Regions from separate parts of the Homo sapiens genome. Here region 1 is linked to region 2. The links are chromatin loops, found by intact Hi-C in ENCODE. Cell type or tissue: heart left ventricle. All regions are shown on one strand. Links, peaks and the distances in the headings refer to the core of each region. The heading gives the core; the rest is flanking DNA. Region 1 overlaps TMEM135 (transmembrane protein 135). Region 2 overlaps TMEM135 (transmembrane protein 135).

Region 1 (9,390 bases), core at 3,076-8,075, 150 kb after region 2:
CTGTAGGGGACACCAGAAGTGGAAAAAAAGGATAGGGAAAAGATATTTCCAAACCACTGTACTTGCCATGGATAATTTTTGAAATGAATGACAACACCCAGAAGGAAATTTTATGTGTGTGTGTATATGTGTATGTGTGTACGCGTGTAGAGCGGGAATACACACACACACTACATATATATATCATGTTACATTTTTTTCCTCTTCCATGGGTCTATTTCAGACATTTTTAAGAATTAGCATAGATAGCACAAATGGAAATTTTTTGGCCTTATTCCAGTCTACATCCTTAAAACTTCAAATAAAACATCCATATTTGGAGGCTTATTTTTCATGTTGTATAGTTTCAGTGAATGGGATCATTGGGAGAGAAAGTACACCATCGATATACAAGTTCATCTAAAATTCACAGCAAAACAGAATATTTTCCCACCATTATCAATTTTCAGCACATTTTGTTTCAGATGTGTGATTGAGTCACTGAGCCAGGAAAATGTTTACCTGCAAAGTGAGCTAATAGAAATGGGAGAAGCTTTTAAGTTCTAAAATTTCAGTCATCTCTGTCTAGCGTCTTCCCTAGAGGAAGGAAAAAGTGGGTCTCTTCCCTTTTTTATTTTCCCTTGTTAATCACAAAGCCTCTTTGTACTGGTAGGGCCTTGATGGTGGCTGAGTGCTGGCTGTTTATCATGTTCCTGTCATCCTCAAATGCAAAATGTAAAGAGGAGGAGAACACAGCTTTGGGTTTTCAAGCTTTGTGACAGCTTAGGACCTCTGAATCTCAGCTGCTCTCAAATGCTTTCTAAAGTGATTTGATCACTGAAATGGATTATGCAATTTTTATGGTTTTGAGCTCTTTGGGCATGTTCAGAACAAGAATAATATTAAAAATCAGACAGTGGAAAACAATTGAGCTTATCAGGTTAGATTTCTTTTATTATCACAAAAGCATCCAGTTCTATTATTGGAAACACAATTGTTAACTTCTGTTTCTTCCTTGAATGTTAAAAAATGTTTGTTGTATTTGATAATTCCAAATTCTAATATTGTGGATGAACCTTCCTTGCAGGGTGTCATTGTAAGATATTTTCAGGGATTCTTATGAAAGATAAGGCTTTCCTTATCTCACTTTTGAAAACCACCAGCAACTTCTACTGATATGAAACACGTAGAGACATTTATTATAGCAAGCCTAACTTGTTGAAATTACTTGAATGCTAAGAAGTCTATAATCATTAAAATTCCGGTCACTTTCCTGAATTTATTATCTATTTTTTTTTGGATTTGTATTACATCCCTTTTAATTTTCTGTTACATTATAATATTTAACAAAAACTGTGTGAGTAAATGCGAGTTAGACTGATGGAGCTTTTACCTTCTTAAAAGAAATAGGCCTAATAAAATAGGGCATTAATTTTTTATTGTTCTTTGGGAAAACAGAAATAGTACTGATAAGGATGAAAAAGAAAGGTTTTTTTTTTTAATCAAATGAGGTATTTCTCTTTATTGATTCCTAATGTGCAGTTGTTGTTAATAAACTGTTACAAATTTAAATGTCTGATGTAAGGGCTATAAAGCAGTTCCCAAACTTTAACATTGAATCTTTTAAAAATGCAGATTAAGATTCAGTAGGTCTGGGGTGGGATGTGAGCTTCAGTAGTTCCAACACTCTCCCAGGCGATGCTAGTTCTGGTCCTCGTGTCACACTCTGAATAGCAGAGCCATAAGTCACATCAGGAAATAACTTCTGTAATTGTCTTTAGAATCTGTAATTTTAAGAAATTCCAGAGAATTTAATTCCACTGCTTCTCTTGGCAACCTATTCTAGTACCTCACAACAAGTAGAGTCAAGACGTTTTTCTCAACATCTTGAATTTCTGTAATGGGAATTTTCTCAGTTAAAACAGAAAATAGCTATTCATATAATTACTTTAGAAGGTCAAAGATTATCAGGTCTCTTTCCCCTCCCTCTTCCTTTCTTCTCAGCGCCAACCTCCTTTAATATTTCCTTATGTATATTTTGCCAAAATACATATTCTGCCTTGATTTATTACCCAGTTTTAACTACAAATCTTCTATGTGGGTTAGAAATCATGAGTCTGTTAATTATTTAGTAGATGAATTGATAAAATAGAGACTTTTCTTATCCAAAATTTCTCGTTAATTAATGTGTGAAACAAAAAAATTAGAAGTCTCCGTTTCTTTTTAAAATTTTGTTAATTGTATAAATAATACAGTTTCATTTAAAAATTCAAACAATGCAAAAGTATAAATAATAAAAATGGAAAATTCTCACCCCTTTATATACCTCCCTCTTTGTACTTCTCTCTTTTTAGTTCAAACCATCTTAACAGTTTGCATATATCCTTCTAGAATTCTTTTTTTTTGAGACTCGCTTTCATTTACCCTGGAGTGCAGTGGCACAGTCATGACTCACTGCAGCCTCAAACGTCTGGCCTTAAGCAGTCCTCCCACCTCAGCCTCCTGGGTGGCTGGGACCACATGTGTGCACCACCACTCCTGTCTAATTTTTTAGTTTTGTTTTTTAGAGGCGGGATCCCCTTACGTTGCTCAGGGTGGTCTAGAACTCTTGGGTTCAAGGAATCGGCCTGCCTTGGCCTGCCAAAGTGTTGAGATTGTGGACATGAGCCATCAGGTTCAACACAGAATTATTTCTATACATACCTTTGTACCTATGTTTATATTTTTAAAAATGAGATCACAAATTATATATTGTTCTGTAGTGTTTTTCTATTTAATAATGCATCTTCGGATTCTATCCAAATGTCAGTACATATCCTCATTGTTTTTAGGGGCTGCAAAAAAAATCTATAAATAAGTATTTAAACCTTCTCAACAGACATTTACACTATTTGCAGGTTTTCGTTGTTGCAAACTGTACAACCATGAACATTGTTTTTAAAATATCTTTGTGCTCCTGTTCCAGTATTTCTAAATTTATGTTACTGTTTATATATTATTGATAGGTTAGATACTTAGCTACAAATGGATTCGCTGGTTCAAATGTACTAGACATATTTAATGTTAATAGATATTGCCAGATTGTCCTCCAAAAAAGGCAGTATCCATGTATTTTCGCTCCAAGAGTGCTTATTGATTCCTACATCCTAGTTTATGTTGGTAATTTTTATCTTTTTGTCAGTCAAATCATCTAAAATGTAGGTAATACCTCATTTTTGCTGTACTTTGAGGTGGAACACCTTTTCATTGGTTTATTAGCCATTTCGATTTCCTACCTCTACCTATTTTTTATTTTTAAATTTATTGCTCTGATTTGTAGGAGCTCTTTACATGCTATTAATGTTTGTTCCTTCCTGTTATATTGTTGTATCAATCAGCTACTGTAAACACAACCATAAAATCTGAGTGGCATATAACAGCAAGCCAATTATCTGGCCAGCTCTGTTTCATGCTGCAGGTCTGTGGGGGCAGTTGGGGAAGTTCAGCTCCCCATATCTTCATTTTGAGCCGTGAGCGGAGGGGACAAAAATCTATGCAAGGAAGGCTGTCTTCATAGCAGTAGCATGAGATTTGTTTCTATTAACATTGTCTACAAAATATTGGATACATGTATACATTAAGTACTTTATTTCAATTTAGCACATACATATCTGCTCATTTACCAAGGCGTTTTTTGTGAGTATGAGTTGCCTAGGTGGAGTTCTGAGTTGTTTTTGTTATAAGATATTGTCTTTTCAAAGCATTCAACTCAGTTTTCATGGAAAAAAAAAACCTTTCTTCCTTTTTGTTTTATGTAATATGTAAGCCAGTTACGTAATTACATTAAGAAGTACAACTGACATGAACACATTTGGGGACAAATACAGCTGAGTCTTGACAAGCATGTAACAACTAATATGAAGAGAGGTGTATGTGGTCCTATTTGGAGTAGTGTTTTATTTTTGAGCAATCAATGTGCATATTAGAATATTTACAGAGAAAATAAGGAAACTAAGATAAATTTGTCCTATTTAATCTCTTAAATGGAGATTGGATACAAGAACTGTTACTGTGAAGAGCACATTTTGAAAATATTTGCTAAATTCTGATTCTTCATATTTTGTTACTGCAATATCATCATCACTGTCCTCTTCTCCATTCCTTTAGAATTTTTTCCATGTCTTAAAGCTGTCAAGATTTGGCTCCTACCATTTTTGCTTTGGCTCATTATTTATCCTAGTAGAGCCAGACTTCACTCATACTTTTACTCTAGGAACTGGTTGACATATTTGACATATGTCTTGATTCTTACGTATTAAAAGTAACTGAAGTTCAAAAATTCATAAACTGTAAGCTGATTTAGTGTTCTTTTTAGTCCAGTATGTTGCAACATTTCATAAATAAAAGTGTTATTCTCTAAAGTGAATAATACCAATACTTAAGTTTCACAGAATCATAGGGTTTTAGAGTATGAAGCAAAGTAGAGATTATGTAATAAGCATTGTCTATTTTCTGGTGAAGAAAATGAACGTGAAAAATTTTTGTAGCTTTTCTTAGATCACACAGCAGTTAGTGGCAGAGACAGAAGTGGAATTTTTGCATAATTTACTTTCAAATACCATTAATTATTTTAAAACAATTGAATATTTTGAAATTTATGTGAGGGACATGGCAAATAGACCCAGTATTATTTTTGTACTCGTAAATACCACATTGTGATGGCAAGCCTTTTAGAAAGGAAATATGAAATTAAATGAAAAACCTAGAAATTAAGGAAGATAGAAGTTTGGTAAAAAAATTCTTAATGTATATTTTGGATTTTACATATGACATAGTTTAAACTGTAGTGGAAATATCATACCATGTCATGGAATGCTTTATCTTTCTATTTGAAATAGTAAATATTTCTAATTAGTGCTGTTAAAAATTTTTGAAATTCCTTTATTGTGACTAGGTTTTAAACTAGAAAAGAGGATAAAAGCTACTTTGTAGTCAGATGTCTATGATCTCTGTCTATGTTTCAGTCTCTCTCTCTCTTTTTTTCTCCTCTCCTCCCCAATCTCACTTTTCTTTTCTGTTCTTTTTCTTTTCTTTTTTTTTGTTGTTTGTTTTCTGCTTTTACTTTAATTTATAATGTCTAGGAAGTAACTAGTAATCCACTATGGCACCTAACATTATTAGTCATGTCATTTTAAGTTTGACAAGTATGTAGATAAATGGTATTTTAGATCCAAATTAAATTTATGTTACTGTTTATATATTATTGATAGTTTCTTTTTAGTAGGAAGGAACTATACTTTGCATTAGCATATGTTTATAATCGCTCCTGATCTTTTATCATGAATTGATCACTTTTTCTTATGAAATGTATTCAGATATGTATTGAAGACTTATTTGAATGCAGTCTGTACATTTTAAGAATTTCAGCTGTTTAATCTCTACAATGTAGTTCCAGCCTTAAGCTCACTGTATATAGTCAGTTGTCATTTAAATTCAGTCTTCCAGATCTATGGTAGGTTAATTTTATCAATAAAGTCAAAAAAATCTTAAACTTTATTCTTTGTTTATTAGCTTTAAGGGCATTATCTTGCTTATAGTATTAAAGTTCATTTTGTTGAGAAATAATTGACTAGATTTTCAAAGAGACATAAAAAGAGATTGTGTGTTATTTTAAAGCTGTGAACTACTTGAAATGTCATGAGATGGGTCTGAAATTAGTTGTAGAATATAGTTATATTATAGGTTATACATTCTTATTTTCTAGAGTAAATTGGCCACAGTAATAATAAGCTACAATTAAAACATGAAACTTTGACATAAAGAAGAAATTGGAATGTTACTCACAGCTGTTGTCATAAAAGAGATTGACTAGAAATTTATTGTCTATTCACACTTAGATCAGCTCTTTTGGAAGGAAGAAATTTAGAGCTAGAACAAATAATATTTAATGCTCATTTTATAAACTGATAGTGAGAAATATAGCTAGAAGCCAAGATTTTTAGTCCTACACATCTGGTTGTGATGATTTTGGAATCTTTACACTCTGATAATATGTCTTTGTTATGATTTTAGAATATTTTCTGGCCCATTCATTAAGCAGATATGGAAGCAAGTACTGAGTCAGACCAAGTTCCTGTCATCCATGAAGAATACTGGACTCTTTTCATTCTGAAAGAGAACAATTCTTTGGATTGTTTCAGGGAACCATTTTACCATATTACATATAAATTGAGTCTATTACTCCTCAATGTTTTCTCTTCTCTTCTTTTTCCTCTCTTCCTCCAAATTTGTTTCTTTTGTTTGACTACTATGTCAGATCAAATTTTAATAAGCATCTAAACACTTCTGGAAAATAATTGGTATGCACCTTTTATGAAATATTTGAACGTTCTCTTAAAGATGAATTTAACCCAATCAGCCACCATTTGATAGCATATTTAAAGAAAATAAAAGAAACACTTAACTTTAAAATAGTGTTTAGGTGGCTTGTATAGGATGCCAAATTATCTCTGAGATAAAAACAGGAGCACATGGTATTTTGTATTTCATTTCATCCCTTAGGTCATAGCTTATTATTAAACATTGTATAGAAAATATCAGTGATCATTGTATGCACTGAGTCAATTTCTTATTGAGAATCTTCCTAGTTTTCTCATTGTTCCTTGAGATTCTGAGAAAGTAATTTAAGATCTCTTTACGTGCATATAATTTGTAGTAGTATACTGAGCTATTGATCTATTAGCCTTACAGCTAAAAGGTTTTCTTGAAATCCTTTCTGTTTTTGAACAAAGATTAAATGTTATTCATGACTCACAGTAATGAAAAAGGAAATATTTATTTTGAGGATAAGCCAATTTATATATTATTGGACATTGCACAGACCACCCAGGCCTGAAGCCTACTGTTTATAGTTAAGGATTTTAAATCTACATATGCTCTTGAGGAGCCAGAGTTATCTATATTACAACTGGAAAGTTTTGTGTCTGCAAAGGGTAATAATTTCATGTTCTCCACCCCTAAGTCCCTCACCCTTGGCTGGTAAAATTCCTGTCAAGATTATTTTATTTCCACAAGAGAAAAGGCTCTTTGGACCTCAGTAATAATAACATTGTGAAATTTCATCTATCAAAGGACTGATGTTTTAATATTGTTGGAAAACACTAGAGTCGTATTTGTCTTCAAAATCAGTTTGTTTGAATATATATGTATGTATATATAGCAGAATGTAGCTGACTTGTTTTTAGTGCAAATTTCTAGTTTCTTTGAAGGTTTATTTTCCTGGCCATCAAACTTTAGAATTCTTCAAGGATTGGTTCTAGTCTCCCTTATTGTCTCTCTTTTTTTCATTGTAAATAATTTATCCCATGCTTATAGCTTTAACTACTATCTAATGTAATAGGAGGGGAGAAAAGAGAAAATGGTGCAAAACAAAAGCTATCAGACATGAATGAACCTCCTCAGCTTCCCATTAGAAGGTCATATCTGTTAGCTTCTATGGTTCTCACTAAAGCAGGAGGCAGGGTCTTTGCTGAAAGAAAGGATAGAGGGTCAAAGGCCTGAAGAGAATTTATGTGGTTTGACGTACTTGTTTTGTATAGATCAGACTAAAATGACAGGTTTACCTGGGCTGTATTCAGGATCCCTTTGAGTGTGGTGATTATGTTTTGTTGTGTGGTTTTCTCTAGCAGTACATAGTTGCCTCATTATAGGCATGGAGAAGGTGATTAGTTTCATCTCCGGTTGGAGTTTTGCCAGGTGGAGGTGATGTAAGAACTGAGGAGAAAGGAGCTTAAGGTGGTAGAGTGTTTCCTAGGGTCATAGAATTTAAGCTGGATAAGGAGGATAGTGAGAAGAAAGTATTGGAAATGGAAAGAACTATGGAGCTAATGAATTGGAAGTGTCTTAAGAGTCCAAAGAACTCTGCCATGAGTGGTAAGTGAGGTCTAGTTATACATTCATATAAAATGTGTGTTATATTATTAACAAGTTAACAAAAAGCAATATTAGAATTTTAGTTCCTTCATGGAGAGGGAATGGATGAAAAAAATTATCATCTATTTATTTCATTTATTTAGATATATAGGAAAAGATAGATTTTGAGCTGAGAAAGTCCTAAATGATAAGTAGGAAGTCACTTTCTAATTTCCTTCTTTTACACAAGATAAGCATTCTAGCCAACCTTCTCTAAAGAATGGAAAACTTGCTGTATCTGATTTCACATGATTGTGGGGGCTTTATTATATAGCAAAAGAAAAACAAAAGTGTTTTTGTGAAAAAAACCATTTCACTGGAAAGGTATTTTTGTCCACGGAAGTTAATAGTAAGCATCAAATAGTTATGTAAGTTTATTTCTTTTTTTATTTGGATTTCGTGATTGTTTTTTGTGATACACTATATAAAAACTTCATGAAAGTATAGAATTATATACGTGATATACATTTCAAAAACTAATGCATGAAACTAAATGTCATGATCAGTATTCTTTTTTTTTGAAATGGAGTCAGTCTGTTGCCCAGGCTGGAGTGCAGTGGCATGGTCTCCACTCACAGCAACCTCCACCTCCCGGGTTCAAGTGATTCTCCTGCCTCAGCCTTCCGAGTAGCTGGGATTACAGGTGCCACCACGACGCCTGGAGAATTTTTGTATTTTTAGTAGAGACGGGGTTTCACCATGTTGACCAGAATGGTCTCGAACTCCTGACCTCAGGCAATCAGCCCACCTTGGCTTCCTAAAGTGTTGGGATTACAGGTGTGAGCCACCACGCCCGGCCATGATCAGTGTTCTTATTTCCCTGTAATACAGTGTGCCCTAGAGTACAGGATAACTAAACAAAGTCCTGTTCACATGTTCACTTTCAGGGGAGATTAAGTACCTACTCTTTTTTGCCCGGCCCTCCCCTTCCCCCTCTCTTCCCTTCCCTCTCCTTTCCTTTATTTCCTTTCCTTTCCTTTCTTTTCTTTTCTTTCTTCTTTTCTGTTTTTTTGAGACTGGGTCTTACTCTGTCTCTCAGGCAGGCACCCTCACCACACCTAGATATTTATTTATTTATTTATTTATTTATTTATTTATTTATTTGTAAAGACGGGGTCTCCCTATGTTTTCCAGGCTGATCTGGAACTCTTGGGCTCATGCAATCCCCCCACCTTGGCCTCCCAAAGTGTTGGGATTACAGGTGTGAACCACCATGCCAGGCCCCTGCTCCTTTCTAAAGATGGTCTGAATATGAATATTTACATGTCTTACTGATTATATACCCTTTGTCTATCAATGATTGCATTTTAGATGACTTAAATTTCTAACAAATGATTTAAGAATTTAAACTGGAATGAGATAACCTTCTTAATCTTTGTTTTAAGAGTGTATTAAGACCAAAATGTAAATCTTTAGGGTCAAGAACATTGAATGGATGCTCATAGATTTAACAAAGAATTC
Region 2 (9,390 bases), core at 3,138-8,137:
AGTTTTATCTTAATAAACTTAAATTATGTTTGCAGCATCAAAAACCCTTCAATCATCCTGGAGTTTTACGTGTTCCTGCAGTATGTTAAAGTAAATCAGCTTTTGCTAACATACTTTGAAATAATTTAAAAGCACCAACTCTTTTTTTTTTGCCACTGTTATTGTACTGTATGTCAGTGTATTGGTGGATTTTAAATTTTTCTTTATGTGTTAATTAGATAGAGAAGTAAGCCATATATGAGTAAATGTTATTGACTGGCAAACAAGTTATCTTCCTCTTAATGGAATGGATAACAGAATGACTTCCTCTGGGTTCTTCCTTCTCTACTGCCTGGCTTTTTTATGTTACTCCAGATTTTTGGTTGAGAGAACTTGGTTGAAATGTCCATCCCTAAAGCAATCATTTATGACCTGAGTGGCAGTGTACCCACTGTAGAGGTATAGCTGGTTGTGGCAGTGTCGAAATTCCTCAAGGAGAGGGCAGTTCTCCGTGGTATTATTTTTGGTCTGTATACCACTTATGCAAAAGGATATAGATAGTTTTCCAACTCAAATTACCAAAAAACACAGTAAAGTGGTTAAGAACACTAGCTCTAGAGTTAGATGGATTTAAATTTGAATCCTGGAAGGCCGGGCATGGCGGCTTGCATCTGTAGACCTAGCTACTTGGGAGGCTGAAGCAGGACAATTGCTTGAGCCCGAGAGTTTGAGGTTATAGTGAGCCATGCTTGCACTCCAGCCTGGGCACAGAGTGAGAACCTGTCTTTGAATTTAAAAAAAAAAAAAATTGAATCCTGGTTTACCATTTAATAGCTTTGTGACTATAACTGCAAATCTAAATTTTCTCATCTGTCAAATGGAATAATTCATAGATCATTTTTTGGTGATTATTACAAAGACTAAGTCAATATGACCCAAGAGGGAAAAGAAGCTATTAAACCTAGCATTTCTACACAGTAATAATGGATTATTCCACTAGGTAAGAGATGAGTAATTTAAAGAAATGTTTTTTTCGTAACATTCTTTGATAAAGAAACATAGAACTCTATTTTTGACTGCTTTTTAAAGGAATGTGTGTGTGTGTATGTGTGTGTGTGTGTGTGATGAATAAATGAATAATTCAGGGTCAATAAAAAATTGCATACTTTTAAAAATTACAGGCATTATATAAAGGAGGAAGTAATATTTAGGTTACTAGCATTGCGCAGTCATATTCATAATATGTGATTAGTTTCCCAGAATACTTGCCTGGAGCTGACATGAAAGTAAGTTCTGGGACTTAGCCCTGCCATAGATGCCTTATGTACTTCAACCTAGATGTTTCATTTTCTAGTTCTGCATTCTTTCGCTAACTGTAGACAAAATAAGTCATTGTTGAAGTCTTAAAATGTAGTTTCCTAAACATAGCTATAGAGTATATGTAGAAGCTTAGGACTCCTTAGCAAAGAAGGACGAAGAAATGCTTAGTTATTTTTCTCCCATCTCTACTTTCCTTAATTAATCCTAGGAGTTTTTGTTGATGGCCTATTTTTTTGGTCGTGAATTTAAAGGGATTTTTTTGTTTCACATCTTTTAGTTATTTAATATATGGGTTTTCTGTATTTTTATTTATTGTTCTCTGAAATAAGCTCTTCCATGTCTGAGATTTTGTCTTCTATGTCTATCTTTGAAATTTCCTAGCCTGGCGCTGTGGCTCACGCCTGTAATCCCAGCACTTTGGGAGGCTGAGGCGGGTGGATCACGAGGTCAGGAGATTGAGACCATCTTGGCTAACATGATGAAACCCTGTCTCTACTAAAAATACAAAAAAAAAATTAGCCAGGCGTGGTGGTGGGCGCCTGTAGTCCCAGCTACTCGGGAGGCTGAGGCAGGAGAATGGCGTGAACCCGGGAGGTGGAGCTTGCAGTGAGCTGAGATCGCACCACTGCACTCCAGCCTGGGCGACTGAGCAAGACTCCGTCTCAAAAAAAAAAAAAAAAAAAAAGAAAAAGAAATTTCCTGCATTAATAACCTGAATGCTTTGTATTCAGTGAATTATACCCACATAGAAATATAGCTTGTGTTTGTTTATTGCTTTGAAACATGCTCCCATACATTTTTCCATTTAACCTGTCAAAAGCACCCTGTTAAATAGGCATGACTGGTTTTATTGTCCCATTTATAGATGAGCAAAACTGAATATAAAAGGATATATGACTTCTCTAAACTCAGAGTAATAATATATAAATTAATATTGAAAACTCAGGATTTGATCCTGGGTTTAGTGCTTTTACTCTGCTATTGTAGCCTATCTAAATGTTATTGATTGATGACCTTCTAGAACTTGAGGCTTTTTAAATAGTGATACCAGGAAACAAACCTTATATGTGGCAATAGTTGCAATATAGAGCATGATTGTTTTATTTATGGTTTTTTAATTAATGTTGAATCTAAAGGGCTGGATATAATAGCAATGCTTATAAAAATTTAGCACTACTATGACAGCCTTAGGCAGCCTCAGCATGGATATTGACTCAGTACACGTCTGTGTTAAATCATTTTATGTGACTTTGGTCTAGAAGGTAAGCATTACTTGTACTTTTAGGAATTAAATTATTCAAGTGTATTGTACTTTTAAAACCAAAGGAAAAATAACTTATTTAATTTACATTCATTCAGTTAACTACTTAAGCCCTAAAAAATCGCTCACTGTTTTACTGTGTTCTGTAGCTCTCTGGTCATCAACCGTATTTCACAGAGTTTTTATCATTTGTATGTGTTTCTTTTATTGTGATATCCATGGCTATGGTTTATTATAATATTTAGTAATTTTCAAAAACAGAAGCGAAGAACGGTGTCTTTCCTTGCATGATATTTATTGAACTCATTCTTCTTGTGAGATACAGTTTAATTGCAAGGTTAAATATCATCTTTACAATCTTGTATGTAAAATTATTATAATACTAAAATGTAAATGTAAGTGGTAAAAACACATTTACAAATTTAAGAGTTTAAGTACTTTAGTTTTAAAACAATACATTATATGTTAAATTTTTTGGAAGAAAATCGTGTAGGGCTGATGCCTAGCATGATACAGGTTCTTATCATTTGTTAAATTATATGGCTGAATGGCATATGATAAGGGTTTTTTTTTCTTCCAATAATGAATTACATCATTTAGTAGTACCTCTCAGCAGATTTTCATGAAAATAACATAAGTTTAACACTGAATTGTACTGCTTATCAGAAATGATTAATTGAGGAATTATGCCTAGATGTATCCTATAATGCATAGATTCTGGAATTTTTTGCACTTTGGCGTGCAGAAAATTGGTAATTGGTTCAATAAAGTGAGCTGTACAATGAAGAAATTTAAGAGATTATAAATGGCTTAAATGTATAGGAAAAAGTATCTTATTTAGAATATGTCTCTAAGGCATGCCCTTTGTATCTCCAATAGTGATTAGCAAATAGAAGATGAAAAGTCATGGCCCAACTTATAAATGCCATTTGATGAAAGATAGTTCACATTGTAATTTCCATTTTTACTAAAAAGCTGCAGGAGTCAGGCAAGAATTACTTTTCTTGGTACTTGATCTTGTGTTTGTGAGGAAGTATTTAAAGAAAAATAGAGAAAGGAAGAAAAATTGAAAAGGAAAGAAAAACCTTTTCTCTAAAATGCACCTTGACAATGTAGGCCTGAATCTTTCAGCTCTGGCTTGTATTATTTTAACTCTACAATTATTTTCATTGTTAGATGATTGATGAGTTTAATAATTTAATAAAGATATTTTAAAGATTTAACTCTTTTATAAAACCAAACACTTGTAACAAGATTTAGTTTATTGTGTTGGTTAATATTAAGTTGGCTTTCTGTTCTTGTAAATGTGGCAGCAACCTGGTAAACATGAAGAGACAAAAAGAGAAAGCATGGAAGAGTGGAAAGAAAACTGATTCTATAACAGACCTAAATTTTGGTATCAGTTTTCACACTAATTAGTGTCCATTTGACTCCTAGGCCCCTGATTTACTAGTCTGGGAAAGCTGAGATCTTTTCAGTACTATTTCAGGACTTTGGTCACTAAGAAAGATTTTCCAGACACTGTCTCTTACTGGTTGTATAATGATCTTGGTGAAACAATTTTACTGTTATGCCTCCATTTTCTCAGCTGTGAGATATAGGGATCATCACAATATGATCCCTATATATTGTGTATGTTGTGAAAAATAATACATATAAAAGACGTACTAGTGCATAGGAAGATCTCAATCAGTGTTTGCTTTTATTATTGCTATTGTCATTGTTGTTGTCACTATGATTATGATCATGTCTGTGAAGCACCTTCACAATTCTGAAGGAAAATGATTTGGATCTAGAATTCTATGTCCAACCAAACTGTGAATCAGAATCAAGTGAAGGCAAAATATAGACATTTTCAGCCATTTGAGGACTGAGAGTTTACCTCTCATCTAGTCTCTCTTGAAGGAAAATTGAGAATGTACTCCAGCAAAATAAAAAGGAACCCAAGCAAGAGAAAAATAACAGATCCTAGAAACAGTGAAACCAACTCAAGAATGCAACACAAAGAAATTTCAAGATAACAGCTATTCAGCACATCTTGCAAGGCATTCATCCAAGTTTAAATAGGAACTCAGAGGTTTCAAAAAAAATGTAGATATCATTTGGAAACATCTGACTAAAGAAGTGAAAAACTCAGTGATGTACTAAAATTGTGTTTTTTCCAACAATGAGAAAAGAAAAACAATTACAAGCTCCGTAAAAAACAACAAGCTGTATAGGAAGGTGATAGTCCAAATATGAAACAGTAGAATATGATTTTGAACAACCGATGGAGAATTGACCTTGACATTTGGAACATACTTGTAGAGCAGTACAGTTTTAGTTCCTGTCATTACACTGATGTTCAATTATATGAATCCCATCACATTTATTGATTCTGAGCTTTATATATTTAGTATTTTAAACATGTATTCATTTTTAACTTTTGAGCTGCATATGTTGGAAAAATGGACTACATTATAACAGTTAAGCTGCTTTTGTGTGTGTTACCAAACCATTGTAAACAAGGTGGGCAAAAGAACACAGTATTGGCACTGCCTGAGAACTGAGGGGCATAGCTGTACAGGACTTGGAAATAATTGTACACACTAGTCAACCGAGGATGCAGTACTTGTAATAGCATGCTTCTTTTTATAACAAAGGGCTTTGACAGACAAGTTAGTCTTGCAAATAGCTAGGAAAACAGAAGCCTAGAATAGATGGCTGACCATATTCCATTATATTCATGCATAGTTACCATTATTGATCATCTTTAAACCTAAATGAAAGCAATATATACAAAGACTTTTGGAGGAATGTTGAATGTTGAGCTATGTAAGAGAAGCTCTAGTCAAAGATGGGGGCTGATTAAGCATTTAATAGTATAATGTATAGTGTAGATTTAAAATTATATCAAAGAAATTTGTTTAATTTTATTTAAGAAATTTGTGTAGGCCAAACCTTAAGAAACATCTCTCTGCTATCCATTATTTTGTTAAAAAACTATGTCATAATGCTCAAGTCCTATAGCATATTATTAACATCTCTTTAATAATTAAACCAAAATTCTAGGTCATTTTAGTTTATAAGCATTTTGTCTCTGCATTGGAAATGACTGTAGCAAATTTAATCTTAAAATATCTCTATCCTTACATTTCAAGTAGAACATTTTAAAAAAGTAAAATAAAGTGATTTTATTTGGCATCAGAGCTATGATTTCCCCCTACCCCACCTAATGCCAGTCCCTCTTTAAGTAAATACTTTTGTAATTACTTTGCCTTTGACTTCTGCAACTGAACTATATTTACATTTAATTTACAGCCTTTGAGGTATATAAATTGTGCAATTTAATGGTTTAATTGGCATAGACTTTTCTATTAGTTTTTACATCTAGTTGATTTTAGACAGCTAAATTTAGAAGTATTTACTCTTGATTAAAATATTCATGATTCACCTTTTTAGAGAGTATTTGTATGAGAATTTACTTATAACATCAACATTTTTCTTTTTAAATGAAAAGTCAGTTTTATACACATAGCATTTTGGGTTTAATGTCACAAAGAGAAAAACAGTAAATCCTGTGATACTTAAATTCATTATTGGGCTGATCATGTTTGAATCTCAATCCAAGAAGATCCTAGGGAAACTTGTAGCATAGTCTTAGATATTTATTAAACATTAAATTGATTTATATGCTATTTAGTTTATTTAACCTATCAGTGAAATAAATTAAAAATATTAATCTATTTTTAAGAATATAGATTAATGGTAAATTTTAGTTACATTACCAAATCTTAGGATTAAAAAATAGATTTATAGAATTACTTTTCATTTGTAACTCTTGAAGAAAATCAGTTAACATTCATTCTGTTACTGTTTTATAGTTTCCATTCCAGTTTGGCCAATGAGATGTGTAAACATGAGAATACCTATTTATTATGTGCCATAAGTACATATATTGTCATAGTTTAAAATGTAAAATTCCACATTTTCTAGATCTGGAATTGACAATTTATCTGAATAATTGTTAGCCTTTATAAACATAGTTTTACTGTGCCTAAAATAAGAAAGCGATGATATTGAAAGCCTGTGCTTTCCAACATATGGCTTCAATTTGCATTTCAATCAGAATATGGAAGTCATTACTCTGACATCTGAAACTGAGGTAGCAATAAAAAATTATCACTAACAGGACAGCAGACACAATTTATTTTGTGTTTATTACTGGGTGGCCCACTTGAAACTTTTCAGAAACTTAATTGATTCCAGATATTGGAAAATTATAATTAAATTATGACATTTATTTTAGATGCATTTAAATTAGCTGTCTTAATAGGATTGGTATAAATTGATTAATATCTATTAAGATTTATAGTATATATGTACAAACACACACACACACATACACACACACACACACAGACACACACATACATATAGTATAGGCATACCTCAAAGATATCATGGGTTTGGATCTAGACCACTGCAATAAAGTGAATACTGTAATAAAATGATTCACATGAATTATTTTTTGCTTTTCCAGTGCATATAAAAATCATGTTTACATTATATTGTAGTTTTATGTGCAAAGCATTATGGTTTGTTTTTTTTTTTGACATGAAATTTCACTCTGTCTCCCAGGATAGAGTGCAGTGGCGTGATCTCGGCTCACTGCAACCTCCGCCTTTTGGGTTCAAATGATTCTCCTGCCTCAGCCTCCTGAGTAGCTGGGATTACAGGCATGTGCCACCACACATGGCTAATTTTTGTATTTATGGTAGAGATGGGGTTTCACCATGTTGGTCAGGCTGGTCTCTAACTTCTGACCTCATGATCCACCTGCCTCGGCCTCCCAAAGTGCTGAGATTACAGGCGTGAGCCACCGCGCCCAGCCAAAGCATTATGTTTAAAACAAAGTACACACATTAATTAAAAAAAACTTATAGCTACAAGTTGATAGTGATATCAGGAATGATCAGGAAGTCATAATCTTTGGAAGGCCTTGCCCCAGTGTTGATGATTGCTAGTTAAGGTGGTAGTTGCTGAAGGTTGGCATGACTGTGCCAATTTTTTAATATAAGACAACAATGAAATTTGCCATATTGATTGACTCTTTCTTTCATGAAAGATCTCTCTGAAGCATGCAGTGCTGTTTGATAGCATTTCATCCACAGTACAATTTCTTTTAAAATTGGAGTCAATTCTCTCAAGCACTGCTGCTGCTTTCTCAATTAAGTTTATGTAATATTCTAAATTCTTTGTTGTCATTTCAATAATGTCCACAGCATAATCACCAGGAGTAAATTTCATTTCAAGAAACCTCTTTTTTTGCTCATTCATAAGAAAAAAACAGAACTCCTGATCTGTTCAAGATTTATCATGAGATTGGAGGCATTCAGTCACATCTTCCAGCTTCATTTCTAATTCTAGTTCTGTTGCTCTTTCAACCACATTTGCATTTACTTCCTTCACTGGTCTTGAACCCCTCTACGTCATCTATGAGGGTGAGAATCAGTGGCTTCCAAACTCCTGTTAATGTTGATATTTAGACCACCTCCCATGAATCACAAATGTCCTTAATGGCATGTAGAATGGTGAGTTCTTTCCAGAAGGTTTACAATTTGCTTTGCCCCAATCCATCAGAGGAATCATTCTCTCATCAATCACTCATAAAGCAACTATAGCTTTATGAAATAGTTGTAAGTAATAAGATTTGCAAGTTCAAACTACTCCTTGATCCATGGGCTGCAGAATGGATATTGTATTAGCAGGCATGAGAACAACATTAATCTTGTACATCCAACCTCTTGGGTGACCTGGTGTGTTGTCAATGAGTAGTAATATTTTGAAAGGAATTTTTTTTTTCTGAGTAGCAGGTCTCAGCAGTGGGCTTAAAATATTCAGTAAACCATGCTATAAACACGTGTGCTTTGTTGTTTCATTTATGGAACATGGGCAGAGTAGATTTAGGTAATTCTTAAGGGCCTTAGTATTGTCAGAATGGTAAATGGTCATTGGCTTAAACTTAAAGTCACCAGTTGTATGGAAAGTCAGTCTGTTCTCTAAAGGTTTGAAGCCAGGCATTGAGTTCTTTTCTCTAGCTGCGAAAGTCATAGATGACATCTTCTTCCAATGTAAGGCTCCTTTGTCTAAAATCTGTTGTTTAGTATAGCCACCTTCATCAACAATCTTGGCTAGATCTTCTGGATAACTTCCTGTAGCTTTTTTTTTTTCTTTTTTGAGACGGTGTGTCACACTGTTGCCCGGGCTGGAGTGCAATGACACGATCTCAGCTCACTGCAACCTCCACCTCCCGGGTTCAAGTGATCCTCCTGCCTTAGCCTCCCAAGTAGCTGGGATAACAGGTGCCTGCCACCATGCCCAGCTAATTTTTTGTATTTTTAGTACAGATGGGGTTTCACTATGTTGGCCAAGCTGCTCTCCTGACCTCATGATCCGCCCATCGTGACCTCCCAAAGTGCTGGGATTACAGGCGTGAGCCACCGTGCCCAGCCCTTCCTGTAGCTTCTATGTTAGCACTTGCTGCTTCACCTTGCATTTTTATGTTATGGAGATAGCTTCTTCCCTTAAATCTCATGAACCCACCTCTGCTAGCTTCACACTTCTGCAATTTCCTCACCTTTCTCAGCCTTCATAGAATTGAAGAGAGTTAGGGCCTTGCTCTGGATTAGGTTTTGGTGAAGGGAATGTTGTGGTTGGTTTAATCTTCTATTCAGACCACTAAAACTTTCTCTGTGTCAGCAATAAGGCTGTTTTGCTTTCTTGTCATTCGTGTATTCACTGTTATAGCACTTTTAATTTCCTTTGAGAACTTTCCTTTGCATTTACAA

Evidence for each region. A loop is a pair of places that touch in the nucleus more often than their neighbours do. Peaks named below come from ENCODE experiments on the same cell type or tissue, not always from the same donor. Only the 100,000 strongest peaks of a DNase experiment are listed, where the experiment ranks them.
Region 1: a loop joins it to region 2, with 2.1 times the contacts of the local background. A loop is called at or near these places in 1 of 110 quality-filtered maps.

The regions. Positions count from the first base shown.
Region 1 is chr11:87,259,264-87,268,653 of GRCh38, forward strand. All of the region lies in intron 6 of TMEM135 (transmembrane protein 135), which reads left to right. It also overlaps the pseudogene LOC101929104. Among named protein-coding and RNA genes, the nearest start is that of TMEM135, 230 kb to the left of the region's middle. In heart left ventricle, for the core only: no CTCF peak of the experiment used is centred there; no DNase peak of the experiment used is centred there; H3K27ac peaks cover 611 bases.
Region 2 is chr11:87,109,688-87,119,077 of GRCh38, forward strand. All of the region lies in intron 4 of TMEM135 (transmembrane protein 135), which reads left to right. Among named protein-coding and RNA genes, the nearest start is that of TMEM135, 76 kb to the left of the region's middle. In heart left ventricle, for the core only: no CTCF peak of the experiment used is centred there; no DNase peak of the experiment used is centred there.